Linked DNA regions of Mus musculus: all the other regions are linked to region 2. A link is a loop called in an ENCODE intact Hi-C map of the cell type or tissue named here. Cell type or tissue: left cerebral cortex. All regions are shown on one strand.

The links. Hi-C counts contacts between places; a loop is a spot of excess contacts. Peaks named below come from ENCODE experiments on the same cell type or tissue, not always from the same donor. Only the 100,000 strongest peaks of a DNase experiment are listed, where the experiment ranks them.
Region 1: a loop joins it to region 2, with 5 times the contacts of the local background. A loop is called at or near these places in 31 of 42 quality-filtered maps.
Region 3: a loop joins it to region 2, with 8 times the contacts of the local background. A loop is called at or near these places in 33 of 42 quality-filtered maps.
Region 4: a loop joins it to region 2, with 2.9 times the contacts of the local background. A loop is called at or near these places in 3 of 42 quality-filtered maps.

The regions. Positions count from the first base shown.
Region 1 is chr19:59,464,443-59,472,442 of GRCm38, reverse strand. Emx2 (empty spiracles homeobox 2) reads right to left here. Exons shown (of 3, transcript NM_010132.2): 3 at 7,086-8,000. Among named protein-coding and RNA genes, the nearest start is that of Emx2, 9.8 kb to the right of the region's middle. In left cerebral cortex, a CTCF peak has its summit at 3,089; DNase peaks (open chromatin) are centred at 4,356 and 4,573.
Region 2 is chr19:60,141,067-60,149,066 of GRCm38, reverse strand. E330013P04Rik (RIKEN cDNA E330013P04 gene) reads right to left here and starts at 4,392. Exons shown (of 5, transcript NR_026942.1): 1 at 4,232-4,392. In left cerebral cortex, a CTCF peak has its summit at 4,519 (motif pointing right); DNase peaks (open chromatin) are centred at 1,914 and 4,526; H3K4me3 peaks cover 342 bases.
Region 3 is chr19:59,449,952-59,457,951 of GRCm38, reverse strand. It overlaps Emx2os. Among named protein-coding and RNA genes, the nearest start is that of Emx2, 4.7 kb to the left of the region's middle. In left cerebral cortex, CTCF peaks have their summits at 2,135 and 3,569; DNase peaks (open chromatin) are centred at 428, 2,024 and 3,553; H3K4me3 peaks cover 802 bases; H3K27ac peaks cover 427 bases.
Region 4 is chr19:59,382,931-59,390,930 of GRCm38, reverse strand. It overlaps Gm33756 (a long non-coding RNA gene), which reads right to left and starts at 1,470. Exons shown (of 4, transcript XR_386849.3): 1 at 1,371-1,470; 2 at 1,006-1,212. In left cerebral cortex, CTCF peaks have their summits at 1,528 (motif pointing left) and 3,562; DNase peaks (open chromatin) are centred at 1,540, 2,391 and 3,558.

The DNA of each region.
Region 1 (8,000 bases), 680 kb after region 2:
GACAGGGGCAAAGTACTTCACTGAAATCCAGTCACTTAATAGGTTACCAGGCAATCACCCACCCACAAGAAAAGGTACCTGTTCCTAAGCTGCACACAGACATCATACAGGCAACATGAACCCTTTCCTCCAGAACCATCTACATGCCTAGACATGTGGCATGTGTCCCACATCTTCAGTGTTCCATGGAGCATAGATTCTCTACTCTCCCTTGACCTGCACTAAAGATGATGTCATCATCCCAGGATGGGCACCCCACGGGAGTTCCTCAGAAGCACCTAGACCTTTAAGAGTCCTTCCTTGAGCACAGCATTTAAGGAACAAACAAGTCCTCAAGCAACACACTCCATCAGCTCCCTCTTGCTTGGTGTGGCATGAGACTACTTCTGGGTAATCAGGGTTGAGGGCAGAGGATAGACAATGTGGGGCCTGCGGGATGATCAAGAACAGGTCTGCAGTGAGTGAAGGGAAGCTCTGATGAGGGAAGCCCTAGCCCCTACCTCTTAGGACCCTGCAGCTCCAGGAGTCAATTGGGGAGGGGAGCTATCACAGGAGCCATCCCTTCCAAGTATGGCTACTTACCCTGAAAGCACAGGAGAAGCAAGATAAAGGCCCTGGGGACAATGACTTTAATGACTTTCCAGGGGAAGGCAAAACTTCCTCGCCTCCCATGGCACCCCTGTAAGAAAGAGGCTCTCCGGTTTAGTCCAGAGGGAAAGCCCTCAGCTCTCCACCCTGCACAAACAGGAGCCCTGCAGGCAGGCGATGATGCACAGAGGAAGCTGACCCAGGCTGGCTGCCTACTAATACCCCACCATTGAACCGGAGACCACCAATCCAGCAGCTTGCTGACCCCTCCAGCTCCTCTGCTGCCTCTTCCTCTTCCTCTGGTTTGGGAAGGAGGAGGGGCATCCACGTTCTCTAGGGAGTAGAGCCCCGCGAAGTGACCCCGTTTCACAATGAAATTGAGCTGCCATTTTCATCTTCTTCCCAAATGTCAGCAGAGCTAGATCAGATTAGGAAGTAATCTCTTGCCCAAATTCATTTCCGAACAGGAGAGGTGGCTGCGGGCGGGGCGAAGTTTGTTGTTTCTTTCCTTATTCCCACCCGGCTTTCCCTCCCCATACCTGGGTGGGAACAGCGAGTACAAGTTGAAAGGAGTGCCCTTAAGGGACCCTAGCAAGGCCGGGGCGCTGAGGGAAGCCCCTCTCCTCCGTATGGAGCAGCCATAAGGGCCTGCACTCTGCAGCAGCAGCAGCAGCAGCGGTGGCTGGCGGCGTTTGTTCTCAAATAGCTCCCACAGATCAGAGAGGCCCCCCGGGGCGTCCGTCCTGGGCTGCAGAGAAACAGAATAAGGGACCAGAGTGCACAGGGCCCGGGGGACAGTCGCTGGTTGCGACTGTGAGTTACCTTCCACCTTTAGGCTGAGGTCCCATCCCTGGTCCCTGGCCTTGGCATCCCCAGTCATGTAGTCTCCCACCCCAGGGGCCAGGGTGGTAAAGGGGGAGAGGAAAAGCAATTACAACAGAGAGAGAGGGAGAGACAGAGACGGAGAGAGAGACAGAGACGGAGAGAGACAGCAGACAGAGCGACAGAGAGACAAAGACAGACACAGAGACAGAGAGACACATACAGACAGAGAGACACAGGAAGAGAGAGAGAGAGAGAGAGAGAGAGAGAGAGAGAGAGAGAGAGAGAGAGAGAGAGAGAGAGAGCACAAATAAATGGCCAAGGAACTGGTCAGTATCCTGCACGAGGCCTCACTTGATGCACTAGTGACCAGAACACAGCCGTTGGCCTGAATACTTAATTACCCCCAAGTGAAAATTCCCCATCTAATTTGATATTTGGTTCTTTGCAGATGCTATAGCCTTCGTAAATAATATACAAAGTAAGAAACCTAATCCCGCCTGCTAGAATGTTTAATTCATCATTATGCGAGCTAATTGGAAGGTGATTATATGGTAATTGCTCATTAGTGGTGTATATTTATCGCTGTACCTTATGTCAAGGCCATGGGAATTGTGTAGAGTCTGTTCTCTCATTTCAAGGATCAGTTTCAGAAGCAGGAGTGAAGCAAGCAAGATCAAGTTCTTCCTGACGTCAGGGTCCAGTCGGGGCTATGGAGACCCAAGCTATATATAGGACCTGGAGGTAGCTGAGGCCAGGAGCCGCCCAAAGTCCTATATATAGGTTCAGTCGCCACGATCTGGGAGATTGCTGACAACCAGTCCACAGCAAGGCAAAGCTGGTCCTTCTGGCTCAATTTCCAAAAGCGACCCCAATCCCCTGCCTAGGCACTGCTGGGGCCCCTCAGGTGCGTCTTGGTCCTTGGGTGTATTCTGAGAAGCCCCATACTGTCTCTAGGGCTCCTCTGATGAGTATGCAAAGCGACAGTAAAGGTGGAGTTGGGGGAGGGGCGCGGGGGAGGAGATGTCAGGGGGTAGAAAAGCTCAGGTTTGGTTTGGAAATTAAGCGTGGGATGGATCTAGGTGGGTTGACTTGGAGATGGATAAGGAATTTGGGATGACAAAGGTCTCCTTTTCCTCCCCCTCCCTGGGGTGTGGGACCATCCCCACCTTGGTCATCTGTGCCAAAATTTCTCTCCAGTTAGCCTTTCAGTAAAGTAGGATGCGGGCTCCATGACCGGACAGTGTGAGCTGGCACCTAGAAAAGGAGTGCAAAGTCTCTGGGGTGAGTGGCAAGCCAGGGAGAAGGAACTGTAAGCATAAAGAAAGGCAGGATGTGAGCCCTTCCCAGTCCCACCAGCTGCAGCTGGGTTAGAAACTTGGGAGAGGCTGGGCAGCAGGTCTGAGGCCTCTAGGGTGTGAGAGGGCAGCTTGGTCTGCAGGGGAACCAGGAAGGAACAAAAGGGGGCCATGGCCACAGGACTAGGCCCTGACTCTTGGGGACTAGCCTCCAGGAGCGCATTTTTGCACGTGGTTGTGATCTTTGGCGCGCTCTGGCGCCCCCTCAGAGGAGCGCGTTGGCTTTTGCCCTTATAGAGACCTCAGCCCCGGGCACAGGCACCGGTCCCCAGCCTGCAGCAGGCACCCCGACTTGCAGCCTCGGGCCCTCCCAAGCTCCCCTGCTGGGCAACAGGCTCTAATGAACAAAAGGCCAATTAGAGGCTGGGGCGCGGCTGATGAATGGACCTTTCGCTTTCAAGCGTGGCACTGCTTCGGGTTTCCTGGCGCACAGGATCGCGCCTGGAGAAGTTGCCTCCCGGAGCCGGGTCACGGCTGGGGTCAGAGGGTTCTCAAAACTCCAACTTCCCCCTCGCTACGGGGCTGGTTGGGGAAAATAAATCAGGAGGCTAAGGCACAGACTGTTTCCGGGCTCCGCATCCCGGCGTGGTGGCCTAGTACTATAAGGCAATCCTCGACCTCGCCCGCGGCTGCTCCGAGGCAGCACTCAAATAAATCAAGTGCTGATTGCAGAAATAATAGAGTTCGGCCTAGAAAAAGATGCGCAGTTACAAAAACTGTCTGTTGTTTACCGAACTCCAGAAGCTGGTGGTGCACTTCGAGAATAACACCCCAACACAAGCCTCCACTCTTCTCATGCGTAGACCCCAAGATACAAAAATGCAACATTAAATGCTGGACATGGATGTTCATTAAGGGAATTCCCCCCAACCCAAACAGGAAGAAGAGTCCCCACAAATCACAAACACCATACCATCCTCTAAAACGCAAACAAACGATATCCACAGATATCTTATACAACCAGACCTGGTGCACAAATCTAATAAGCTGTATGTTCACACCTTATTAGGCGCTTCATTCTCAGCCCTATGACTGCAAGTTCTTGTCCTGACGCAAAACAATACAGAGCCACGAGGGAAGCTGGACATCTTGCCACAATCTATGCAGGGAACTCTAACTTCCTCAGCTTTTGCGTAAAGTAAACAATCAGCACGGATACAAACAAACTTGAGTCCTAGGTGAGAACGCTCAACTGAGTTTCCATAATCCACAAACACAGCTGTAGGGTGGACCGAGACACATACCTATTACAAACGTACTATCACAGACCTCCAGCCTAACCGACCCATATACTGACTTACAACTGCCCACTTGTGGGCAGCCCAGTCTGGCCCCCATCTTACCACCACAGAACAGGGCACAGAGCCAAGCCTCCGAACCTTCAGAATCCCTCCCCAACCCGCCAGTGTGTCCAGGACTTTGTTTCCTGAGACTCGAGGCCGGACGGGGAGGAGCCCAAGTTTCCCAAACCACGCTCAGGCCGGGGGGGGGGGGGGGGGGGGCTTTCAAGTCGGATCGGCCTGGCTTGCCTCTGTAGCTGCCACAATCCGCCCCTATTACAAAAGTGGCCCGGCAGGTTCCGGGCCTCGGCCAACGTGCCCGCTCCGGCTCGGTTCGGCTGCCAGAAGCAGAGTTCCAGGGAGCTGGAACTCCACACATCCAGAATGTTAGCTAGGAACGGTGACTCCCGGAAATCCAAGGTTTCTGCCAGAACCAGATGGTTTTAGTTGCTTCGGGAAGTTATGTGTTCGAAGGGAGAAATACTCAGCTCAGGTGTATATCGCAGGAGAATGTAGTCCTGGCCCGCTTCCACTTGACCCTATTAGGAAAAAGGAAACTGAAAACCTGGGATGACTGAACATTCTTTGGCACAGGGGGGGACACACTGGTGGGGCGGGGCAAATATGTCAATTTACAGCCTGCAAGTCACAGGCAAGACAAGGGACAACCAGCATGCAGTTAGTTGGCTGTGCTCTGGAAGTAAAGCTCAGCCCTGCCCACTAGGCACATAGAGAGCCCTGCCCAGAGCATCCAGGCCTGGCACCTACGGAACACGAGTGGGAACTCAGCTTCCACTGGCCACAGCCAAGCTCCAGTGCACAGCAAAGGGGACTGGACGCGAAGCACATGCGCCCCCGCTCACCCTGACCCAGCCCTACGCCCAGATAGGCATCGTGGGATGGCATCTCGCAAATATTTATATTCTTCAGCGCCACGGCAGCCCGCGCCCACATTAGACGCTCTAATCCTGCCACTTTAAATAGATGAATTAATAAAGCAAACGAGCGGCTAATAAGCTGACTGTCCTGCCTTTTTGAGGCGGGGGGAAGGACTCGAAAGTGCGCCAAATTTGTTTGCAGTGGATCAAGGCGAGCCGCCTCTGCTTCACTTTCTTTATCTTAATTCCGACTTGAAAAGATATAATTATCTAGTTTGAACAGAGCGGCTATCAAATCCTTCTTTGGGCCGGGAAGGGGGGCGTTGGAGTGGATTGCGGCTCTCTGAGCCGCTCGGTGCAGCCGGAGATAGCGCGTAATGAAGATGTGGAGGCCCGAGATACAAAGGGCATTAACCTCATTAGCATGAAACCTTTTCTTCCTACCATTGTGGGACCCTTTCAGCCGCCTAATCCCCCCTATTTTCAAAGCTTGGTTTGTAATAAAGCTTTTAGGTTTTTTTTTTTTCCCCCTCAAAGCTAATAGTATTCTCTGATGATTTTATTGCTGTCACACTGCATAGGACATTTAGAAAAAAAACTCTTCACCACTCCCCTTTCTCGTACTTAAATTTAAGTTTATGGTTACTGCAGAAAGCTTTTTTCCAAGATGGTACTTTTTTAAATAAAAGGGTCAGTCTCAGTTGTAAGGAGACTATACTCTACTCTATATCCAAACCATTCCAGGTTTGGGAGGGTGGGATGCATGAAGAAAGTAACCTGCTCTTAGCAAAAGGGAGAACAGTCAGTGATGGACCATCCCACTGTGGAAGCAGCCCAAGCCCCACGCATCTTTGTGGAATTCCCGAGTTGCACCTGTCCCTGTGGAAGGCAAGCCCGGATCTTCCTGAAACCTCTCTACTACCGGTACCCACAATACAAACTCCAGAGGAACGGCCTTTGTGAGCTCAAAGTATGAGCAGCCAGGTCTGCCCAGGGACCAAGACCAAGGGGAGAAGGGTGATAAACAGAGATACAGGGGCAAGAAGAAAAAAAAAATAAGAGGGAGAGAAACAGAGAATGAATTCTCCTTTAGAGGAGGGGAGGAAAAACAGAAAGAAAAGATTCCATAGTGCCCTAAAGTCCCCACACGTGCACGGAATGTCTAATCTTAACTTTTCAAGGCAGGATGTTAACAAAGCTTGTATTTTTGCCCCTGCATTGTAACTTGGCCTTATCACAGTGTAAAGGGTGGGGGAGATTGTCCTAAATTATGTCCAGGCAGCCCCCCTGGATCCGTGGATTAAGAGATTAAAGGAGACCACTGGGCAAGGCCTCCTCTTTTCCCTTCATATTCCTGGTATGATAATTGCTTAAACTGATTTGCACTTTCACAAAAGCTCACAGGACGCTTTGTAGCTCGAACAGAACAGACGAGGTTTCTCTATCAATGGAAATAAAACTGATTAATGCAGCCTATCGGGATAGGAAGCAAATGAAGCATGCAAAAAACAACCTCATACCCTCGGCAGGGGGAGGACAGGGAAAGAGCGAAGTTTTCTTTGAGAATGGTTACAACTTTTACTTTAATGTTAAAATTAAGAGTGGAAGATCTCTCAGAATGCTTGCCTTATAAGGCTTCGGGGGCCTTTGGGTTCATCTCCCTCACTTTATGCAGATTAGAGTGAAAGAGAGAGGAAAGGAGAAAAGAAAAGAGAGAAGAGGAGGCTGACTTGTCCTGAAGGGGTTTGAAGTCAGAAATGAAGTTAGAAGCCCCAGACCTCGGGTTCTAAGAATATTCTCCAGGCCAAAACTAGGTTCTAAACTTTACAAAGAAAAGGAAATCAGAAGTAAAGTGAAGGGTTTTTTTTTGTTTTGTTTTGTTTGTTTGTTTGTTTTAGTTTTTTAGCCTGGAGTTGAAACTAAAATCCTTCAGCAAAGTTGCTTGGACAGCTTCTCTCCTCTTCCTCTTCTGAAAGAGTTTGGCTGTCTTAAGCATCTCCCTTCACATCTCTTTAAAATACAAGCCCTCAAAAGCCACCAGTCTGGCTCTTTTGTGGGCGGGGAGTCAGGGTCTCTGGAGCCTAGCTGGAGAAGGCCCACATTCGAATTAAAGAGTTACTTTTGTAAAGATCCACTTCAGTTTCCCAAGACAACTACTCTGAGGGCATATTGATAAATCTTTATTGACAAAATATTGACATTGACATACTTCTTGGAAGTATATAGTGTGTTAGAATTCTAACAAATTAACACAAAACACAAAAATATTTACAATCTGGTATAGAAGACACTAAGGAAGCATTTGTAACCCTCTTTAGTAAGTCTATGGTCTTGGAAGAGAAACTCAGTGCTTGAAAACTCCCATGTCCTTGGCCACGCCACCATCACCCCATTAAATACAGTCCTTCCTTCCACTTTTGCAATAGACAGACTTAAAAGTTCTGAATGGCCATTATGATGAGTGGCTGGATGCAGTCAATCTCTCCAACCACTAAAAGGAAAAGTTGACTTGGTGATTTAAAGTATCAGAATGTTAGGAAAGGAAATATCCAAGAAATAGAATTAATTTGGGTCTTTTATCGTGGGTTGTTTTTACCCCTAGCATGAGTCCTGATTCTTCTCAGGGGCACCCTCCCCCGCCCTCCATCCCAGTCCTGCTCCCTCATTTCTCTGTCAGAGGACCACTATCTCCGAGCCTACTTCGTTTAGCTTTCACAATCACTTTGACAATAGAAGGTATCAAAAAAGTGTTTTTACAGACTGAACATTTCTCAGAAAAAAAATAAAAAATAAAAATACACAGAACCTGTCTTTAAAAGAGGAATAAAATTACAATTCAGTTTTTAGACACCATTCGCCCGACAACTGCTACATGCAATTCAAGTTTTGAAACAGGTGTAGGATGGGGCTAGACATGGAATTTTGTATGTTATTTCTAATTAAAGATGAGGGGGAAACACTGTGAAGTGCAAAATTAAAAGTCCTGTGCCTTTTTTTTTCCAAAAAAAAAAATCATTATCATTTCTAAATGGACTTCGATAAGCGGAATACCCGCCAATCATCTTGTTTCCCTG
Region 2 (8,000 bases):
TCCTCTCCGTCCCCACCCCTGCCACCTCCCACCCTCAGGGGAAATCAAGAAAAACAAGATTCTACTTGTCCAAGCCCTTGGAGACTCCTCGGAATTGCTGGAATCGTCACAATAAGTGGTAGTAATAGAACCATATACAGGATTGTAAATACAAACTGTTCCGTGGAGTGGTAAAAAATAATGAAGCAATTAGGTGAAGTCTCATCAGCACCTGTGACTGACTGGTAGGGCACTTGTGCCTGCCTGCTATTGTTCCTCAGGAACCACACACAGGCAGATTTAGAAGTTGTGGCGCTTCTCACCCCGACCCCCTCCTCTCTCCTCACTAGTGCCTCTGTGCTCCACCCCCCCCCACTCCAAAGTGGGTCCATGCATGGGTGATCTGAGTGGCCCAGAACGGGCATGTGGGTGCCAGGGCTCAGCCTTTGGAAACCACAGTGGGAAACAAGAATCCCGCTTTCCAGCCCATTAGGGTTAATGCCACTTTAATTAGCAATTGCCGGGAAGCCTGAGAGTGCTATTTAATGGGCCATTTCTAGGATAAACTGGTGCCCCACAGACAGACCCAGTATATACGACCACTCCAATGAGAGACAGTTGAAGAAATGGGGATTTGGAAAACAACTCACTGTTGGTTCTGAAGGGAAGTGACCACTGGAATGGCCCCCATCTGGGATTTCTGCACAGAAGTGCACAGTTACTGGAGCAATGCTATTTAACACTTACAGTGTTCCTCACAACATCCCTTGAGAAGATTCTTCTATCAACCCACTTCACAGATGTAGAAATGGAGGCATAGAGAAGTTAAGTGCCTCACCCAAGGCCACAGAGCAGGGTTTCTAAGCTAGTACCAAATACACACATGAGACCTATTATTTTTCCTGTCTGGTGAACTCCATACAGGGCTGTGGCCTAAGGGACTTTCATAGTGTATCTGAGGCAGACACACCAAAGACTGTGCTAAGAACCTAAGAAAGAAAATGGGTTCTCACAGACTTGCCAAAGATTTGGGAGAAGTCATTGTTTTCCACTGGCAGAGGAAATATAGACACAAGGTATGTCCCTTATAGATCACAGGTCAGAACTCTTGTTGTTATTCAAAAAGTATATAAAGTAAACTGGAGAAACTCACTTGCTAAAATACCCCTCTCCCCGACATGTGTCACACACACACACACACACACACACACACACACACACACACACACACACACACAGTGCTTCTGAGATTCCTCCTACCTAGAGTCTGAGTCCACAGAGTTCAACTTAAGTCAAAGGCCACTTAGGGGTTTAACTTTTAAGACACCAGAGTGTATAGAGACCCCAGCCAGTTCATTGTCATTCGCTAATTTTACTCTCCGGGGCAGGCACAGTAACTTGTCACTGTTTTGGGTGTAGAGAAGCTAAAAAGAGGATCTTATGGGACAACCATAGACAGGCATCCCAAACTCTTTGCAATTCAATTTGTAAAGTATGTGTGTGGGGGTGGGGGGAGGGAATGACCCCACTTGTGTCTGAGCATGAGTGTTCGAGAAAGTGAATGGCTTTTCACTGATAATTACTGTTATTTTCTCTGAAGAGGGTTTGTCAGAGAAGCTAGCAAAGCTTACTACTGAAGTCTCTTACCTTGCAGGCCTCCCTCTGTGGCCCTGTGTTTAGCTCTGATAATCTTGTCCTCTGATTCTTAAAACAGGTCTCTAGATATATCGCATAGGCTTCAGGCACCTGGAACCTGGATCTACCCAGGGTTTCCCGGGAAAGGAAATGGCAGCGTGAGCAAACCGGAGCAGCCTTGCCTGGCTCAAAGGTGAAGTTTCTAATTTATGGTATATCGTGCTTGTGTGTGGAGTCTCCTTACAGCCTGTGCTTCTTAAAGAAGCCCTGGGCAACCTGGGTCCATCTGTTACTCCTACTTGTTGAAGACAGAAGCATGCTGTGACTCATTGCAGGGGCTTGTAGTTCCCAGAGCACCTAGCACAGCCTGGGTTATTTGTTGAATGAATGAAGTATAAACCAAGCGCTGGCACCTTAGAGCTCATAGATAAGAAAGGTCATAATGACCTGAAGCAGACAGGTGCAGTCCATGGAAATCTGGTGTGAAAAACAAACCCGTGTGGGGGCCTTGAATCAGAAACCTGCCGTATCTGGGAGGCTGTGGAATGTGGGAGGGCGCTCCCCACATGCAGGAAGCTGCCATTCTCAACTTGGGTTCCTATTCACTTCGGTGTGTCTGATAACAAACGGGTATATCTTCCTTTTCTAGCCTCCACCATGTTCTCATTTTCCCAGCTTGCAAACAATGCCTATGTCAAAGCAGAACCCCAAACATAAGCAGAATCCAGCTAGGGGGTGAACCGTGCCCCCAGGCAGGGCTTTGGGCAAGAGGGGGAGATGCTCAGACCCAGATTCCACATGCTGTGTAGACTCCAATTACCCAAGGACTTAGAGATCAAACAGCCCAACTGTGCTGCACAATGAAGGAGGAGGTCTTAATTTTACCGTGTGCTACACCCTTCCAGCCAGACTGTGAGAAACAATGCATTCCCTTTATGTTCTCCGGAGCACAGAACCTCCCTGAGATTGTCTTGTGTTATCTCAGCAACATCTCTCTAACGTGGACAGGAGGGAGACTTAAGGCGTCTGAAAGAACCGAGTGATTTCCTCTGGCCTGGAGTGAACATCCCGGCAACCAAAGACAGCTTTAGCAGAACGGCTCATTCCTACTTGGCCTGTGACGGAATAGGATATTAATGTTATTTATTTTTAGTTCCAGATCTGTATTTTAAGGTGTTTTATTGGTTTATGGGAAAATGGGTTTGCGTGAGCTGAGCTATGGTATAGGACTTGATGTATATAAAGCATGTATGAAAAAGCTTAGAAAATAGCATGGGCCAGATGTTAGAATATTGCAAGTTTTTGTTTTCTTTCTTTTCATGGTACAAACAAGGTTTTTGATGAATCATGGTACTGCCAAAAAAAAAAAAATCTAGAAAAAAATTCCTTTCAATTTTACCCACTGAGCCATCAACCAACCAGCCCTCCCTTTAAATTTTAACATGGAACAACATTTGGGAAATTGAATATTTAACATTGAGAAAAGCGGACATCTTTGAATTTCACTTGGTAGACATTTTAGCAGGCATGCCACAGTAGAAACACAAACCCACAGTTTTTATTTATTTTTATGAGCCAGTATTTTTTTTATTCTTTCAGTTTCCAGATAGTGGATTCAAAAATTTCAAACAGTATTCAAAAGGAGATAATGATTCTTAGAATTTTTTGACACAGGGGCTTCACTTGAGTAATAATCGGATACCCTACATCGACACTCTTCACAGACTTTGCTAAATATGAGCACTGGAGATGTCTCAAGTCGATCAGTGTTTCCATGGAAATAGATAACCCTTAGATAAGGCCTGAGAAACAGGGTTTGAGATGCTGTGAACCCCAGTCCCAGCACAGGAGAGAGATCAGAGTTCCGAAGACAAATGTGTATTTCTGTAGGATGAGTGTTTTCTCCGAAAGCATTAAGGGCGAGGACAATACTATCGTAGGGTTTTTAATCTTGGAAATAAGAGAGTAAATTACTTTGTACCTTATGCTTTTCAAGAGTGGTTAACCCAGCTTTGGAAGCAATGCTTCCTATTCCTAAAGGCAATAAGAACACTAGCTTAGAAAACTTGTGAATTACGGCTTCCCTGGCTGTGAGTTCCTAAGCTATTTATCTTAATTTTAGTTATCTTCTCTCATTCCAGTACTGCACTACATCCACACACATTTAATGATGTTTGTGAAATTCATAGCTAACTGTCTTGTATCACTTGGGGCTGCCTGGACATTACTTTTTGCTAATACTTTCTGCAAGAAGAACTCTCAAAGTCTGCACTCTACTTTGGACTTTTAACAAGAATAAACCTACAGAGCTGTATTTCTATCACTCCTTTCTGACTAAATCAATATTTGACTGGAATAGCCCCCATGAAAAGTCTGATTATTGAATATTGTGAAATCCACATCACTGTCCACAGCCGAGAGCAGTCCTCCTGCCCGTGGGTAAGAATTAAGATGTCGCAGGCAGGAATCAACACAGGATACTGGATTAAGTGAAGCTTTTTTCCCCCGTGTGTTAGAGCAAGTTTTATGAGTTAGAGAAGTCGCTGCCAGGCCGTGGTTTCTACACACAGGAGTAGTCTCTGCTGGGAAAAAGGGTTACAAAAGTCACCCGGCTTACCTTGCTTGTCACCACAACTCTGCAGGCGCGAGTGTCTCCAGTCCCACAACAGTTTAACTCACATGGATCCAGGAAGAAACCATTTCTCTGACCGATTACATCTTGGTTGCTCCCAAGGATACAGGGCTTTTGGGAAACACTGTGCATGCGTTCTTCGGTGGTTCCTCTCAATTTAAAGGCTGAAAGATGGGCAAGTGTCCAGTGGCTGCCCGACGACCGGGACAGGAATTCGCAACAGTAAGGCTTGTTCAGAAAGGGTTTCCCGTGACACAGCACAGTTTCACAGCAGCCACTAGATGGCGCATGAGAACCACTTGTGTCAGGCACCAACGCAAATGATCAGGTCTGTTCACAGCGAACCAAAAAAGTCCGAAAACAATCCTTCCCAAACTACTTTTCTAATAGGTTATTATCACCATCTCAGTGTTTACACGAAACCTAAATGGTCTTGATTTGTTTGGTGACTGTAGGGGAATCCTCCACAGAATATCCCGGTCAGATTGTAAACGTGGCATTTTAAATCTTTATTAAGTCAGAAAAGGGAATTGAGACAGACAGGAGCAACTAAATCTACCTATTTAGTACTGAACTTCAACAAAAGTTTTCTAAGTGTCTACTGGGTGGGAATGTTACTTAAGCTTCTTAAATGGTAAAAGAACATTCTATTACCCGGAAGAAAAATAAAAACCAAAATAACAACAACAAAAACAAAACAAACAAACAAACAAAAAAACCCAAAGTACCAGCAGCAAAAACGGTACCATCAATTTCACATTGTACAGAATGTCAAAGATATGTTAGACCTACACATAGCTCTGGGACTTCAGTAGTTGAATTTAAATTTTTTTTTCTATTTATTTATTTGAACGTGTGTGAGCTCATGTCCTACTGTGAAGGTCAGAGGGCAACTTGAAGGAGTCTGCTTCTCTTTCCACCATGTAAGTCTTGGGGATTGACATCATGTCCTGAGGTTTGGTGGCAAGTGTGTTTACAGTGAGCCAGCCATCTTGCCAGTTCATCATTTCTTGATGTAGAACAAATATGAATGTCAGGGACAAAAACCAAAGCAAAACCAAACCAAACCACAACTGCAACAACAAACCCCCTATAATCTCAGGACTTAGCTTATAATTTTTTTCCCTCTTAGAGCCAAGGATAACTCTCTTTGCCTTAGTAAATGTAAACTCCTATACAGAAAATACTGAAAGAGACAAAGTTACAGTGGAAGCAGTTTTTGTTTTTCTTTTGTGTTTGTTGTCATCAAATATAAAATTATGACACTTCTAAACCCACCTTCTGATAAACATTAATAGTAACAGATCTTATAGAAATATTCAGAGGGGAAAATCCTCAAGAAAACATCTTCAAGTTGATTTTGAAAGTTCTGAAGATGACTCAAAAGTCTCTGAAATATGTTTACTAGAAAGTCAGTGGCTTAAAACAAACAAACTAGGGGCAGCTTTTCTCTTTCACCCTCCTTAAAGTAGGTGTGATATTTCTTCTGAGGCAACCTGGAGCCCAGAGTAAAGACTGCTCTCATTTTTAGATCACTGGTTGTTTGTTTGAACTGAAGAATTAGTTGCATTTCAAAATAAGGACATGCCTAATGAAATGATTAAAACACACAGAGCATTAAATTATAAGCAGATGGGAGAGAAGTGGGTAGGGGGGTGGCCTTGCTGGGGACCTGAGTCCAGGGGAGCTGGCAGCTTTGGGGATTCCTATAGCAGACAGTTGCTTAAGCAACAGAGAGCAGAAAAACTACCTTGGAAGGCAAATCTCTCTCTCTCTCTCTCTCTCTCTCTCTCTCTCTCTTTCTCTCTTTCTCTCTCTCTCTCTCTCTCTCTCTCTCTCTCTCTCTCTCTCTCTCTCTCTCAGATATCTATGCAACAAGGCCCCTGAGGGGATAGCCATTATTAATACATAGAAGGACTTGGAGAAGCGGGACCAGGAGCTGCTTCAGGGGTGAAGAGCTGAATCCAGAGGTCCCGTGTAGGAGTGAATTAAGCAGAGTCTGGGATTCTGATCTTCATCTTTGGAAGAAAGAAACCCTAACTGTTGCTTAGCTCCAGTTATTTGTGAAATACCTTCTTTTCTGAAACTTACCATTTAGCATGCTACTCTGTATATTTAGAAGGTAGGGGCTTGGTAGGACAGAGTTTTCAGCAACTGAAAAAGAAACTCTGAATGGAAGGGGCGTTGTTTTCAGACTGCGTGGATAATCAGCTAGGGGTACTATGTAGTTGACATATTCCATCAGGGTTTAATCTTAAATTTCTATCCACTGGTTCCTTGACAGCCAACCTTTAAAAGGAACATTAAGTGTGTGCCATGTTTCTATCTTCCCTGGATACACAAGAGTAATTCTTGCCCATCAGAGCTGTCTTCCTGAAAGTAACACGGACTTGCTCTGACTAGGTTAATGGATGTAGGAATAGAGATGAAGAAAACACACCCTCTAAGAGGTCATCTAGTTTTTGCAAGGCTTCTTGCCTTCCTCTGTTGTTTGTCATCTTTGTTCTAGATGTCTTCTAGGAAGAGGGCAGCATAGTTGCCATGATTTTAGCTTGTACCTAGGGCCAGCTATGCTCTTCTTGAGTGTAGCAGGAACAGCACAGCTGCCTCTGCATAAATGCCAGGGCTGCATAGCCTCAAAGGCATCCCCTGCGGGAGGACCTAACTGAGGACTGCCTGAGATACCAAGGATTGCTGACGCAGACAATGCCAGCCAATTGGGAACTGCTGTTTAGAAGAGGTGTTTTCTTGGGACCAATGGTGGTGTAGGTGGAGAGTATTAAAGGAGTTTGCAGCAGCAGCAGCAGCAGCAGCAGCAGCAGCAGCAGCAGCAGCAGCGTTCATAAGAGTTTGCTGCAGATCCAGAGTCTGAGTCACTAATTCTGTGCCACCTCACCTCCAACCCCCCAAGGGCAGGTAGGGTGGGGCAGTGAGTAGTGTAAGGCATAGGCAGCAAATGAGGGCAAGGGTTACCTCTAGAGATGAAGTAGGTACTTACATTAATAGCAGAAAGAATACCCCGATACAAGTTGTTTTACACACACACACACACACACACCCCGAGAAGAGCTTCTGCATTGTTTCTTGCAGGTAAGGCTCTTCCCCCTCCACCTACCTGCCCCTCATGTTGCTTACTGAGTTTTCAATGGTGTGCATCTGTGTCTGGTATCACAGTGGGAAGTACCTCTCTGGGAGCCCAACAGTGACTGCACAATCATCCTTTCTAGAGTCAGCCACCAAGGGAAGGGGCAAGGGGCTGACATTATACTGCCTTGTGCCCATCAGAATGTTCAACCCCAAACCTAGCAGGGGACATAAACAAATGTTTAGAGCCTGCATCTTGTTTCTCCATGCCACACTCACCAGGGAAGCCAGGTGCAGTGGGAGTCTTAGCTATATCACTGGTGCTGGCTAATTATGGAACAAGGTTTCCCCGTCTGACTTCTCCTCAGACCACTATGAAGTATTATTTCTTTTTTGCTATATTTTTTAGTGTGTGTATGTGTGTGGAGGTCAAACGTAAACCTTAGGTATCATTTGTCAGCCATCATTTACATCTAGGTTGACTGGCCAGTGAGTTCCAGGGCTCTTCCTGTGTCTGCCTCTCAGTGGTAGGGTTACAGGTATGCATTTACTCATTGGGGCTTGGGGTGCATGTGTCATGCATGGCTTATGTCTAGGGGCCAGAATGCAGCACACGAGAATTCAGGTTGTCAGGATTGTCGGCAAGGGTTGTCCAACTGGCCCATGCCCA
Region 3 (8,000 bases), 690 kb after region 2:
GTCCACGCGTTTGCAGTCTTTGACCCGGCTGGTTCGTTTTTTTAAGTTCAAACCTGAGGGGCCAGCTGCGCCTGTACCGTGGCAGTGGACTTCCAGCTTGCACCCAAGAGTTTCTGCTTATCCTTTCTGGAGGGTGGTCACTTCTGTCCCCAAAACAGCTCTTTCTGGGAAATGTGGGGTTATTTGGGAAAGGAGTCTTGGGTCCTAGGTCAGAAGCTGAAGTTATGACTGTGTTATCGTTCCATTGTCCTTAGTGGCGTTGACACTGTTCCCATTATTGCTATTATTACTGTACCTATTTTTATTCTGACATCTGTTGTCCCAGGGCTGGGTTGCTCTACAAATCCAGGTTTCGCAACCTGGCACTTAGGATTGTGTCTCCGGTCCTAGGCCCTGTCCGCATTTTCGAGCTTGCCTTCGGTTTTGGGATGATTTTAGGGCCGACTTCTCTCGTCCCCATTGGCTCACGCTGAGGCATAATTATGATCACATCCCCCCAGCCTGCTGGCGCTGCTCTCTGTTTATTGGTGGTTAAAGATCTATTATCTATTCATCAGCCGCCTCCCCCCCCCCACACACACACCCTTTGCCAATTACATTCTTCTAAAGTGAAGTACCAGCAGGTATTTTACAATTAATGATAATTTTTTTCTGGCGTCCTTTAAATCTGTTACTCCCAGGTCGAAGCCATTTATCCTAAGAGGGATAAAATATCTGTGCTTGGTGGCTAGGTTGCCTGAGACCCGGGAGAAGCAGATCTGGAGAAGACAGACGTGAAGTCCTCTAGAGGGACTATGAAAGCCACCTGATTCCACCAAGGGTCTGGGTCTTAGGACGCTCCAGGTAGTCCCGGCAATAATAATAATAAGGAGAGGTCTCCTGTTTGGTTTCTTGGGGTTTTTTTTTTGTTTTGATTTTTTTGTTGTTGTTTTGTTTTTCCTCTACTGCTGTTCAGGTTGTGTGCGTTTCTTGTATAGCGTTCATGTGAGAAGGCAGAAGCTCAAGGGAGCCCCTAGGTAGAATGGGAGTTGAGAAAAGTGTTTCCACCTCAGCTTTGCTCTCCTCGTGGTATAAATCTGCCCTTGCCTTAGACTTCAGATCATTTCACCTTCTATTCTAGATGGCCTTCTTTCTTTGTCCCTTTTTGGGGGCAAGTTCAGAGATTATGGGCATTAGATTCAGCCCTATAAAAAAGGGTATGCATTTGAGGCCACATTCTCCTCATTCCTGAACCAGACCCCAAATATAGCTGAGAAATCTCTCCCTAGTTTCATCTGGGTTGTGGAAATAGAGGCTGTGCCTCTGAAGACTGGAGCCCAAAGAAGGGCGGAAGTCTTGGGCCATGCCTAGTCAAGCAAGATTCAGAGGAGCTAGGGCTTCTAGAAACAAACGCTAGAAACAAACGCTTCCACTTGGTCACACTGCAGATACTCTGGAGGAGGGTGAGAAGGTGAGTCTTGTCTTGAATGGGTCTGCAATGCTGTGACTACAAATTAGGACCACTAAACTCTTCACTCAGAACCAAATACCTCCCCCAGCATTAGCATCATTAGCATTAGTACGCTTGGCTGTGGGTATCACAGCCATTGACTTTGAGCGGCAAGGAATCCAGACCTGTTTGGAAGATTTGATTGAAACTCCCATATGTTGGTGGGACTTACTTGATCCCTCACCTCTCTGTACCAGGGTGTACTGGGGAAATGTCTTGAGGGAATGAGCACCTAGCTTCAGACAAGGGCCTCCAGTCTCTTGCATGAGGCAGGGGCATATCACCAGTTTCATGATCCTCAGCAAGCCACCAGCCTCTTGCAAAGTTCCCTTCTACCATTAGATTGCCGACCCGAGGTGGTCTCTGGGTGCCCTGCAGGTAGCCAGTGCTCAAGAGCAGCAGGAGCATTTGGCAGTCAAGTACATGAACCCAAGGAGGCTCTGCCCCTTCTCGCTCAACCTCCACTGAAGAAGAAAAGCGGGTTTCCGGTGAGTCAGGCTGGGTGCAGAAGCCATAGATGCCAAATAATCTATGCTAATTCATGCTCCCAGCCCAGAGGTGCCCCGGAAGAATCTGGTCTCCTCAGCGTGTAGAGGAATTAACTAGAGAGTAACTTATTAACCACACTGACCAGCAGAGGCGCACCAGGGCTCCGGGCATTCAAGTCCAGCTTGAGACCCAGAGCTCATAGATGGCCTAGCAGAATTCTAGTCCTAGGTTCCTTAAGGACCCAAGAAGCCACTGTTTGGTTAAGTACCTGTACACACAGCTGGGCTGATTCTCTTTGCCCAGTGTGCACTCCAAGTCACTGGGGGATTGGGCACCATGGTTTTTGCAGAGGACTAGAAGACACATGTGAATGTTCTAATAATGCATTTGTCTCTTACTGAAAGACCAGCGTCAACACCTCAGTCTCTCCTGACCTCATTTTGTCATATGTAAAAATGCAGCCCGTACAGTCTAGAAAGCAGACAGGAGCAGTGGCCATTGAGTTTCTGTATGGCCGTATGATCAAACAGTTATTTAGTGGAGTAAAGGTAATTACAGACCCCGTTTTCAAAGCTGTACAGTACGAAGTGTGAATTTTACTATTTGTAGTTATACCTAATAAAACTACCCCACCCCCAGTACATTGGTAGCTTTACTGTGTGACCTTGGGCAAGCTAAGCTATCCTCTTTGATTCTTTTTCCTCTTCCTCCAAATGGGAATAAACAATAATACAATAAATAGCATTTGGGATTGTTGCAAGAGATTGGCAAAGCAAACTGTTCAGACAGTGTCTAGCACATATGGAACCTTAATAAAAGCCAGCTCCTCTCGTGGATGTTGCTGTTATTATGTGCCTCCAGCCAGGGCATCACAGACCGAACAATAATGCTGTAAAAAGGCATCCACAGTAACCTCACCCCTGCCTGCCGTGTTCCTCTGTGCTTCCCGTAGGAGGTGCTGGATTCTTGAATCTCTACAGGTATCAAAGGGTAGTGATCTCTGAGGATCTGTGATAACCATGGGCTTTGAGTATCCTGCAAAGCCTCTGTTTACAGAGAAGCAGTGCCCTCAACTCTGCTTGTGGGGTTGCTAGGCCCCAGAGCTATCTTGGGTGGGTGGATAGCATCAAGCAACTCTAACGGATAGAACTTCCTGGGACAACTAGATGTGTATCACAAATGTCTGAATAAATGTGTTAGAAGTTGTTGAGGTTGGGTGAGCTTAGCTCATTTTTAGTGTTCTGTACATTTTCGTCATTGCTAGGCTGGTGTTTGGACCCTGTAGTGTCCCAGAGTAGTGAACCTCACTGTATACCACCAGTGGCCCTCAGGCTTGTGTCAGATGTCCTGAGAAGGCCCACTCTAGCTCTGGCTGCGAAGTTTCTCCAACTCTGTAATTGTGATCCCAGTCTCCCCGGCCTCTGAAAGCTACAGCGGCTGTGGGAAAACGAAAAAAGAGAATTAAGACCTTAAAAACATTTTTTAAAATTATCACGGTAAATCCCTTTCTGGCGTTGTCCCCAGAGTTCTCTCGCGGAGTAGGCAGGGATGCCCAGGGCCGCGATCCGCGTGTGTGCAGCGGCGCCTAGTGGCGAGGGATTCGAGAAGGCGCGATGCCCTCTGAGCTCCCTGAGAGTGCAAGGGGTTGCAGACCACTGCCACCAATCTCAGTCTGAACCAGAGGAGAACCTCTGAGGAGGTTCATGGGACTTGACCTTGCTTCCCACCTGTCCCCATCGGCTTCAACTCAATTCACCCTCACTGGAATTTCCCCTTCTCTGGGAGCCAGGCTTTCTTCTAAAGGGAGCAAGGAGGAATGGATAGGATACACTCTAACAAGGACGTGGTGACGGGGACTATCTAGGCAAGGGAGATAGCTAGTTACTGCGCAAGGCGAACACAGCTCCATGACTAAGTACCCGGATATCGTTGCTTAATCACTGTGACTTAAAGGAATGGACTTGTAGTGACCCTGACTGAATGGGGTCGGGAAGAACTTGGGTTGCCAGGTTCAGCTCTCCTAGATGTATGCCCCCTTGCGACGGGGAAGAACGGGGGTGGGTCCTTGATTATTGTGCAGGTGAAGAGTATCTCACTAAATGCAAATCCACAAGACTAAGGGGCAGCGTTGGGGCTATGGTGACATGTCCTGCCACCAGACACTCACGGACTTCATCTTTCACGGAGCAACCGAGCTCTTCTCTTGAGGTGAAGCAGTAGAATCCGCATAGAATTGATGGAAGCCTGGATGGTATGAAGAGGGCTTGAGCATTACTGTCAGCCTTACTGCTCAAAGGACAGACTTAGGGGGTGGTACGAACTCTGGAGAGAGCATCTCTCCCGGATCATGGCTTCTGCTGCGCCGAGTGACTTGCAGGAAAGATGCATTGCCTGTGAGTTTCTGGATTTCTGGAAGCCAACGTTTCAGTCCAGAATGCCACACTACTCTGGGAGACACACCAGGGGCATAGGGCTTTAATGCCATCATTGAATCTCGTCAATCCTCAGCACACACAGCTCTGGTGATTCATCATTGAAAGCAAAGAAATAATCAAAGGGGGAGGGATGTCATCGTTTCTTTCTCCATCAGCTGCCTTCAAATAAGAGATTATGGCTAAACAAGGCAGGGAAAACAGATGTTCTCACACACAAGGATGCAGGAGCCAGGGACCATGGACAGGCTTGCCCAGGTGACTTTCCAGAAGGAAATGAAATAGCTCTGTCCCCACCCCCTCCAGTCATCCCAAAGCTGCCCTTCCAAGACACACATAGGTCCAGGATGTGGAGGGGATGGAGGGGGGTTTTCAGGCACTTTCCTGGGCTCTCTAGTAGCTTTGTCCCCAACTGCTTTTGACCAGAACCCCACAGAGGAGAATGGATCTCCACCTGGAAAATAAAGGATTGCTAGATGTAATAGACAACAGAATGCCCTCTAGAATGCTATTCTGAGCAGTCGCCTCTCCTTTCTGGAATTCCATACTTTTCTAGGGTAAAGAACTGGACCTAGAAAGGAAGGGGTAAAGCCATCTGAGGAAAAAGAGAAATGCCAGGCTTTTTCTTTTGGACTCTCCTTGAAAGCTGGGGAGGATGCCAGGAAGACTTGGGAAACACTATTAGCTCCTGTCCTGTGTGGAACTTGGCTTTAAGCAGGTCCTTTCACACCCACGAGTCAGCGAACTTTTCAAAGTGTGGCGAATGGTAAGATGCCCATTTTCCAGGTGAGAAGGCTGAAGGTCAGAGAAGTTGTACACTGTGCCACTTTGCAGTGATTAGATCATGAGGAACCCTGGACAGCCCAAGCTACTTCTCACCCAGCCTCCAGAGATCACACTCCAGCCAACACAAAAGGTCAGCAAAGAGTCCCCACCCTCAGATGGGTCACCCAAACTGACCCAAGCCACAGGGCCTATTCATGCATCTTGCTTCTTGTAATCCTAGCGCTTGATGGTTTGCACCAACTGTCCTGAAAGCCACATTCCCAACCCTGAGCTAGCAAAGCCTGGGAGTTAGGAGTCAAGGATGTGAGTGAGAGCTTTCTCAGAGCTCAGGAGGAAGCCCTTTTATCTGTGTGGCTCCCCCGTGTCTTTCCCGTTAGAGATTCAAAGGGGTCTTGAAACATCCTCTAGTGGGCAAAAGAACATCCGGATGCAACAAGGCAGAAAGGAAAGTGGTTGGGGCTTTCTTAGCTCTTTACTTTTGCCAACTGTGTTGGGATAGCAAATCTGGGAGATTCTATGATGCCCCAAGAGGAATATTCACACCCAGAAAACACTCCCTCCAGTATCTACACCTTACCAACAGCTCTAGACTTTGAAACAGGTAGCCTTATGCTTCGTTCTAGTGCTTATGATTTTAGCTGTGGTGCCCCAGTTGCCCATGCCCCGTGGCAGTGGCATACTCACATCGGTCAGGGGCCCTGGCACACACAAGCTGAACTTACTAGGCCTGGCTTTCCTGTTTGCAACACCCGGTTGTCACAGCGCAGAGAAGCTCGGTGCAGCTCTCCTCCCACTAGGAGCTGGTCTTCACAACCGACCCCTGGAAGTTGGAAGAGAGTTGGCCAGGGCGAGGGTGCTGAGGAGTCTCCCAGGGTGCTGCAGCAGCTGCAACCCGCCAGGGTCTCTCTAGCCCACAGTGAATACACACACCCGCCCCCAGCGCCAAAGAAGGCCCCGACCGCCACAGCCCTCAGCTTAGCTGGGCCGACAGCAGCTCTGCGCCCGGGGCTGCGCAACAAAGGGTGGCATCGCGGCGGCGCGAGCAGGGACCACATTGGTTCAATATTAGCTTTTCATTCCAGTCTATTGTGCCCATCTGAGATAATATTGACTCTGAGGTGAGAGCTACAGACTACGGGGCTTGTCTAACACTCCGCCCGCCACAGGGCGCTGGAAGAGAACCAGCCACCAAGAGTTAAAGTGATTGCAAATAAACGCTCCTCGCTCTCCCTGCCGGGGCGCTGCCGGTCGCTGTCCGCAGCGCGTTGAGCCTCGGTCTCCATAACCAGGCTGCGTACCATGATCTCCCTGCCCTACACCAGCTCAGGCGAGCTGGTGTTCCCATCGAAAACAGAAAAGAGGTTTTGCTTAACGCACCACCCAGCTTTCAACTGATGTCCAGGTTCCAGACCTGGGTGACTCCGGAGAAAAGTAATTCGCAGTCTTTAGTAATTCGCAGGCTTCATCAGATGGTGTTTCCTTCTTTCAAAAGGGGGCCTTTCGGGTAACTTTCCGTGGAAGTATTTTTCTACTTTCCTCTTCCTGGGAAGAGTAAATGCATGCAGCATTATACTGCTATTATGCAGCAATAAACCGCTTAACTCCTGAAAGCGTCCTTAATACAATTTTTGTTTCCTGTGCGTTTTGTTTTGCTTTGAATCTTTTTCAACCCGTCATCAATCTTGAAACTGCCTTCCCAACCATCGCGCTGAAGGGCCTCTCCAGCGTTCAGACCTTGCAAATGAAGATTCATTTCAAAGTTTAAATTGGCTGTAAATGCCTTCGTTGGTAAACAGCAAGTTAAACTGCTTTTCGTGTTTGAAAAAGAACTCTAGCATTACGCTCTAGGGACCAAACGGGCTTACAGTGACCATGTTGAGTGTGCCCTCCCGGGTCATTTATGAAATGTGTGCCCTCCCCTCCCCCCAAGTTAGATTCGGATCCTTGTAAGAAGAACTGCACTAAGGTTTTTCCAACAAGAATCTGATCAGGGGATGGGGGAGGTTGGTTTTTTTATCCACATTGAAGGCAGGGTGGGCTCTGGGGGCTAGGCTAGGTGACAGGTTGGGGTGCAGCATGCACAGAGGGACGTACACCAGGGTAGCTGCCTCTCACGGCTACAAACAAAAAACTTCAACACATCTTGTGTATTTCAGAAGTGGTAATTGTGTTTCACACACCGGATCTACAACTTATTTTGTTTGCATTAGATACTGTTTACTACATAATATGTATTGATTTTCACCAAGTGTTTAATTTATGACATCTTATGTTAATTTATAGTCACATTAATTAATAGTTATTATATAAATTATATGCACTATACATTGTTCTGGTACGTATTTGCATGCTTTATGTATTTGTGTGTGTGTGCAAATATATACCAGAACAATGGTATATATTTAATCTTTAACTCCCTATAATCTCCTTTTAATCTCCCTGTAAGCGTGTATTTGGTGTTTTTATCTAACTTTACGAAGTCTTAATTGAAACCTCTTTGAAACCCGCTATAAGATACCTTTGGATCGAATTATATTTCCAGGAAGCGGATCTGGCAATAAGGAACAACCAGGTCCCTCTGGTCTCCCAAATATTCCTTCCCTGGGGTAGCCTCCTCTACTCGAGGAGACTATAGGAACTGGTTTGTTTCTAAGGATGGCTATTCCACAAAATTATGTCATGAATTAAAAATTACTTAGAAGAGTGAAGTATGTGCTCCGCTGATGCATCTGGGAGAACAGAGGAGGGGCTCACCTCAGATTCTGGGCTCCAGGCAACAAGCCATGGGCTCCAAGCTGTGGGAG
Region 4 (8,000 bases), 760 kb after region 2:
CACAGGCATGTTCTGCAGGCACCAGGTTGTATCATCAGAGAGGCCATGCAGTGAGAAGATGATGGCGTGGGAAGTCAGCTGCCTCCTGCAGAGGTAGAGCCTTGACAGGAGATGAGAGAGATGCACCACTCTCTTTACCACTAAGCATTTTTAAGTAGCCCCACTTTGAAATCAGGTAATGTGCTTGCTGCTTAAGCATGAGGCACTGAGTCAGTATCCCCAGCTCCGATGTAAAAACAGAACAAACACCCCCCCCAAAAAAAAAGGTGTGGAGGTGCACACTGTAATCCCAGTGACTGAAGGCAGAGACAGGAAGATTCGTGAAGCTTCTAAAACAGCTAGTCTAGCCAAATCGGGGAGGTTCTGTTTCAGTGTAAGGCTCTTGTCTAGAAAAAGAAGGAGGAGGAGAAGGAGGAAGAGGAAAAGGAGGAGGAGGAAGAGGAGGGGGAAGTAGGAGGGGGAGTAGGGGAGAAAAAGAAGAGGAGAAGGAAAGAAGGAAAGGAAGGAAGGAAGGAAGGAAGGAAGGAAGGAAGGAAGGAAGGCAGGCAGGCAGGCAGGCAAGCAATTGAGGAAGACAATTTCTAGTCTCCTCACACGTGCATGCATGCATAAAGGTACCCACACATATGTGTATGCATACCCACAAACAGAGAGCACTGGTATGGTGTGCACCACCACACAACCATCTCCTCTTTTTTAAAAAGAAAACAAAAAAAACCAAATTTCCTAGGGGGCTAGAGAGATGTTTTCGTGGTTAAAACACTGACTACATTTTTAGAAGGCCTGGGTTTGATTCTCAGAACCCACATGGAGGCTCACAACTACCTGTCACTCCAGTCCCAGGTGATCAGAGACTCTCTTCTGTCTTCCATGAGCACTACAATGAACACTGTGCTCTGACATAGATGTGCGTTCAGGCAAACACCCACACTCATAACAATCAAATGAAAAAATATTAAATTATTTAGTAGGTGTGTGTGTGTGTGTGTGTGTGAACATGCTTACCCACACGAAATCCCAGGAGGCCAGAGGACACCTCCAGTTAGTTACTCCTCTCCCACCGTGAGGATCCGGGAACTGAACTCATGTCGGTAAGCTTGGCAGCAGGTGCAGTGCTGACTGAGGCATTCCCATTGAGTTTGATTTCAGAGAACTCCTCAACCTTGTCCTACCGAGCAGGATTCAGATGTAAAGTAGCATCTCTATGGCAACCTTGGGGTCATAGAGAACGGACTGTGGGTTAGTAGTTAACCAACAATCTAATAGAGAGTCCTGGTTTCATGAAATTCAACAGATAGCAGAGAGACGAGGCAAGGCCACCGAGGTTAACAGTACTAACACAGTCGTGTTTATCCCACGGGACAGCCTACCTCCTGCACAGTCTCAGTTAAGACATTACAGTTGGGCATACAGGCACTCTCCATCCTGGCACTGATAATTCAGCAGCTGCCACCCTGAAAAACCTCTACCTCTGGGTCGCCCGACTGTAAATCCCAGACCCTTGCCTGAGTATAGGTTACATGCTGCCCCCTGGTGGTTAACTGTAGACAGCTTCCTCTGATCTAACTTCCTCAAAAAAGGGAGGGGGGAAGCGCCCTCCCCCCATTCCCTCCACCTCCTCACCCCACTACCTCACCACCACTCCCCCTTCACCCACAGGATGTGGCAAGTGCCAATGGGTTTCTCATGCCAAATCTCTCAAAAAGGTTGAAGGTTCTTTTTATTTTTCCCTGCGATGTTCTTTCTAGAAAGGTCTCTGGAACCTACTAGTTTGCCACTTCCACACCCAAAGGACTGTTAGTAAGTCCCGGAGCTGAAACTAGACTATAGACCTTCCGCTTTCCCTTCACATGGGCATTCTACCTCTCTGCACGGCCTAGAAACTGCAATCGCCCTGCTTCAGTATAGGACTACGAGGCACGGGGGTTGGGGGTGGGGGTGAGGTGGGGGAAACGGGACTGTTGCCATAACAACCAAAAGCACAGCTTTATCCCCAAGACAGAATTTCTTGAACTTTCTTACTTCTCTAAGGAGGGGGCGAGTAATCACTCTCGGTTAATCTTTATCCCTTTGTAAACATAACTTCGAGATGAAGACACTGACAACGCGGCTAAACAAGCCTTTGCTGGGCTTCAGCATCCCTGCCTGTTCTTTTGGAGAATATGATTGACAAGGGGAGAGGGTCCCTAGGGGAGCGGTTCTGTTTGAAGGCTGCAGTGAGGGTCTCTGGGCAGCAGGACAGCAGGGGGCATAGTGTCTGTGGTGAGAGAATGAAGAGAAGGCAGGAGGGATCCTAGGCAGCCCGAGCTGGGTCTGCAGCTTCTACAGACTTCATTATTGTTCAGCAGGCTGGCGCGGCCACACTGTGTCTTGGCTGGACAGGGCAATTAACAGCTCCCCACGATCCTAATGAGTAGCTTTCTTGAGGTTTAAGCTGCCTGCAGAGTTTCCCAAGGGAACTTGCTTCTGGAAGCCAGTTCCTCAGAAGTGCCCTCCCCTGGGTGCACCCAGTCCAGGGCTACTGGATTTGGCCAGTTGGTCGGAGGCTGAGACTTCAAGGTCCATGACCAGCTTGTGATTGTCACCAACAGCACCATTCAGCTATAACATTTCCAGTGGAACCAGCTAGGAAGTTTTTTCTCGAGACCCTTTCTCCTCAAAGATCCACCATGCTTTGTCCCGCACACACCTGGGGATGAATATAGAACTCAAGACAGGGTTCATATCTGCCCAAGACCCAAAACTCTGCCCTATATCAAAATCTGAGCCAATCTGCCCACCTCCTACAGAACTTCAACTTGAGATAAAGGGAAAAATCTGTTTCTGGGCAGTAGCAAGAATAGTAGGAATAGAAGCTTAGTAGAATAGAATTCAAGCCAGGCCTGAAAGGCAGAGAAAAGGGTCTCTAACTGGCTACTTGCAAGCATGCAGAGCTCTTCAGCATGTACCTGTTCCCTGAAACAGTCTGACTGGAAGGACCACACACACACATTCACATCAGTGCAGTGGGCAATGGTGAGTTGTCATCTAACTGACAAAGTGGAAGGCCCCACTTTGTCCTCACCTGAGGTCCAGCATAATTCAAAAAGCACCTTCCAATCTTTGTTTGTATCTATGAAGCAGAGACCTGTGGAAAGCATCGTCCTCCTTCCCAGGGGCACAACCCCTGGGTCTGCCAATTTTAGTGTGGCCTGCAAGGTGTGGCTGGTCTTTGCAGTCTGAAGCCCACCACCACCTTCTGTGTGAAACTCTAGCCACACGGTTGCTTCTGAGGTGCTGTTTCCTGCACCCATAGTTTTGCTCCACAAACACTTCCTATCCCTAACTGTGTAGCCAGCTCCATCCCAACCTTCAGAACCATGTGCTCTAGGATGCTTTGGGTTGCAAGATATAGATACTGGCTCAGATTACTGAAGGTTCTAGGTCAGCTTTCAGATAGAAGAGTTTATGGCCTTTCAGTGAGGACAAGAGAGGGTTGCCCAGGAATTCTGTCTTTCTAGAGGAGTAGTTCTCAATTAGAGGTGATTTCCCACCCTCAGACAGGGAACACTGACACCCTGTGGTAGGATGCTGCAAGTGTTCACTGGGTGGAGCCCTTAGAGATGCTAGTAACATTCTTCGAAGCATACAAGGCCACTCTTTTCATCCCAATAAAGAATGGACAAACCCTAATGTCCACAGTGCCAGAGTCCAAAGCTGAGAAGCCCAGCACTAGAAGGCTCCTGCCATCATGACTCAGTCTCAATGGCATACAGCCTCTAAATCTCAGTTCAATTGGAGGAAAACTTGATTGGCTCAACTTGAGTACTTATCCACAACCAGACCTATCAGGTATGGCCAGAAGGAGCAAATCTAATGTAGGCTTGAGGTGAAGGTTGCCGCCTCTCCTATTTTAAATGTTCCTTTAAAAAGAAATGACTTTTTTTTTATGTCCCATATAATGGGCCCCAAGTCATTGAAGTCAAAAGACAGACTCGCCCCTGCTAGTTTGCCTCCCTGTCCTTATTAGGTGGGGACATCTCCTGCCCTTTGGGTCACCATTAAATCTGGCATGTTTGGTTTCACCGCATTTTGGCTTGTTGGTTCATGTGTGCATCACTCCCAAAAGACGTTGACCTACATGGATCAAAAGCAGGTCTTAGTTAACCCTACCAAAACCCAGTGTTCTGGTTACTTAACATAACATTACTACATGGCAAACCCTTCCAAACTTAGTCATTCCCAACAGCAGGTTTTTCTCCTGATGATTGTGTGAGTCAAAATGTTTCACACCATCTTTTGTCAGTGACCCATGGGGTTTCAGCTGGCAAAGGACCTGGGCAGGAAGGTCTAGGACAGTTCCTCATATAGCTGGACCTCAGTGGGAGAGATTCATGGCTGGAATCAGCTGCATCCTTCCTTCAGCCTCAAGTCTTCTCCATATGATCTCTCCAGAGAGGTTGTTTCCTAGGATGCAAAGGTTTCGAGGAGATGTAGGCAGAAACTGAAAGCCAGCGAAGACCTTCTGGAAGTTCCTGAGTATCATGCCAGGTGCATCCTGTGGGCTAAGCAAGCCACTAAGAATAACCATATTGAAGGGAAGAGAGACTAGAACACTTCTCACATGAGGAGCAGTATGTAAGAATGGAAAAGAAACTGATGGTCATATCCCTGGGGAGTCTCACACAGCCTGGTATAGTACCTCTAAACATATAACAGACAAGTTTACTAACGGGAAAAAATATTAGGCCTACTGCATCTACCCAGTTGGCAGAATGGTTAAATAAAAAAAAATTCTCATTAAAACTTCTTTCACAACTATCAAATACTATGAAGAGAAAACTTAGTCTAATTTATACAGGAATGGTTGCCTTTGCCACTCTCCCCTTCCACACAGAGGGCTGTGACAGACATCACTAATCAATTACAGCTCTTCCTCTCTGATGTTGTACTCGCTCACAGAATCCTTCTCAACACAACACTCTAGTCTTCTACCACTAATTGATCAAAGTTGACAAGAGTCTTGTGATACCAACTGGTTGCTTGAAATGTACTGCACAGGCTCGCGTGTCTGAACACTCTATCCTCAGATGGTAGCACTGTTTGGGGGAGGTTGTAGAATCTTTGGGAGATGGGTCCATGCTGGCAGAAGTAGCTCACAAGTTGACGGAGCACTGAGGGCTGTACCTCTTTCTGGTCCTGGACTACATTCTCTGCTCCTTGCTTGCCACCAAGATGCAAGGAGCCCCAGTCACATGCTCCTGATTTCATAACCTTGGCCACACCGGCCCTGCCCAAAACTTCTGAAGCTGTGAGCAGAGGCTTCTGAAGCTGTGAGTGAAGCCAAACCTTTCCTCTTTAAGTTGTTCCGTCAGATATTCCGTCATACATAAGAAAAGTGCCTAGTGCACTAGTTTTGCCTAAATTCCTACTATTAAACCATCCTTGCAAAGCCTAGGTTTTCGACTTCTTTAAACATGTTCATATATACACAGGCTGCTTCTTCCTTCCACTCTTAGGGAAAATAAAGTGGAAGACCTAAGAAAGATGAAATGTCAGACACTGTCCTTCTCCAAAATCTGATTTTGGAATCGATTATGACAGGTTGTTTTACTATCCTGGGTTAATTGAGAAGAAATTAGCCACATGCAAGAGTAGTCACATGGCCTCTCATAAAGGAGAGACTCTCTCTACCTCAACATGGTTTCCTCATGAAAACTCCAACTTCATGGTGAGACAAGATAAAATGTGTTCAGTTGCAAGTGGGTTATCATTTGCCTCCATGCTCACCACACACCCATGCACACATATGCACACACACACACACACACACACACACACACACACACCCCTCCAAGTTCACCGCTCACCCCCAGGCCTCCCTACCTCCCAGTCTGTTTGATATCCAACTGTAAAGGGAATTTAGGAAATGGTTGTATGCCTGTACCCAGGTTCATGTGTGTGTGTGTGTGTGTGTGCTTGTAGTCTGTGTCTGTCTGTCTCTGTGTATTATAGTGCATACATCTGCATGGATACATACACACGCACACACACATATATGTATATATACACATACATACACACGCACGTGTGCAAACGCACACACACACATATGAATACTACCCACATGTGTGCAAATGCATATTGAGGTTGATAACAAATGTCTTTGCTATTGTTCATCAGCTTATCATTTTTGGAGGAAGAGCCTCTCCCTGAACCCAGAACTCACTGATTAGCCACACTACATAGCCACTGGGCTTTGGTGAGGCTTCTATTTCTGATCCCTCAGCACTAGGGAACCACACCTAGATTTCTGTTGTTGGTGATGGTGGTTGGTTGTTTTGTTTTGTTTTGAGACAGGACTTCTTTTTGTGGCCCTGGCTGTCTGGGAACTGGCTCTATAGACCAGGCTGGCCTTGAACTCAGATCAGGCAGCCTCTATATCTCGAGTACTGGGATTAAAGATGTGTGCCACCACCACACAGCTTTACACTCAGCTTTTGCATCAGTGTTAGGGATCCAAAGTCAGATCTTGATGTTCAAACAGAAGGGAATTTACTCACCAGAACCATTTCCCACCCCTGGTAAATACAGATTAACTGCTCAACAAAAGTTCTAAAAAAAAAAAAAAAAAAAAAAAAAAAAACAACAACAACAAAACCAAACAAACAAAAACTCACAGAAGGACGAGATAGACACACCCTTACACATTCATTGGCTTTCTGTAGCTGACACGGGGTGATCCCAGGTATTGCCCTTTCTCGATCCTGAAATTCCATCCCTGACTTCAAGCAAGAAAAAATTAGACTAGAAGGAGTTGAGGAGACCAAAGATGGCTAGTAGCCTCTGGATTTGGAATATGCAGGGTTACAACACCTTAGGGGTGCTCCTTGTCACAGGTCACTATGCATTTTCCGGGTGTGTCTATGTATATTGTGGGAGCAATGACAAGGGTGACACTGGGGTCAAATGCAGTGATGCCTGAAAAAAATGGGGGACCCCTCTTCACTGAGGTGCCAGGAAATGGGGCAGAAGGTGACATAGAACAAGTGGACAATTAGTTCTCCAGATGTCAGCCTTCCAGTTTGCTCCAATGTGAGTGACCTATACAACTGCCTTCTCTGTAAGGCAAGGCCAACATACTATTGACTAGAACTGGGCTCCATGCCATCTGCTTAGCAAACTTCACTCCGACTGTACTGTAACCCACCCACACTAAGAATTTTTAAGAGATTTTTATCTATTTGTGTGTGTGTGTGTGTGCGTGTGTGTGCGTGTGTGTGTGTGTGTGTGTGTGTGTGTCAGTCTTTCTGAGTGTGACTATATGAATACATGCATGTATGTAGAGGAGTACACAGAGGCCAAAAGACAGGCAGATTCCCTTGGAGCTAGAGATGCATTTCTGCCCACACATATTTGTGGGACACCCAAGGTGGTTGCCTGGATGCTGGGATCTGAACTCCAATCCTCATTACTGTGCCACAAACACTCTTAAATACTGAGCCATCTCTTCAGCTCCCACACTCAGGCTTTGGCAAGAATTCTACTGTGAAAGCATGAGGCCATACCACTTTGTGTTGTACACAAGAGGTGTGAGGTTAAGGAAGTGACCTAAATCTCCCCAGATGATAGCAGACCGGAGACCCAAAGCCATAGACTCTGGCTCCAGTAGCTTTGACCACTAGGCTATCCTACATCTCTAAAAAAAAATGGAGATAGTTAAAGAGGGGTCTCTCTCCTTGTGCTTCTTGAACCTTGCAAAAGGATTTTCAGTCTTACGCTGCATGGGAATACTGAAGCAGAGCTGCCAAAAATACTGGCTGTGTCTAGAGAAGAAAGAAGAAAAAGGATACATTGTGATGTCACTACCTAATGTTTCTTCTTTACTTTCTTTCTTTTTACTTTTTGAAACTGTCTCACTCTGTAGCCTAAACTGGCCTAGAACTCATCACCATGTAGTCCAGACTGGCTTCAGACTTGAGTCAGTCCTCATGTCTCCACCTCCTGTCATCCTGTCAACT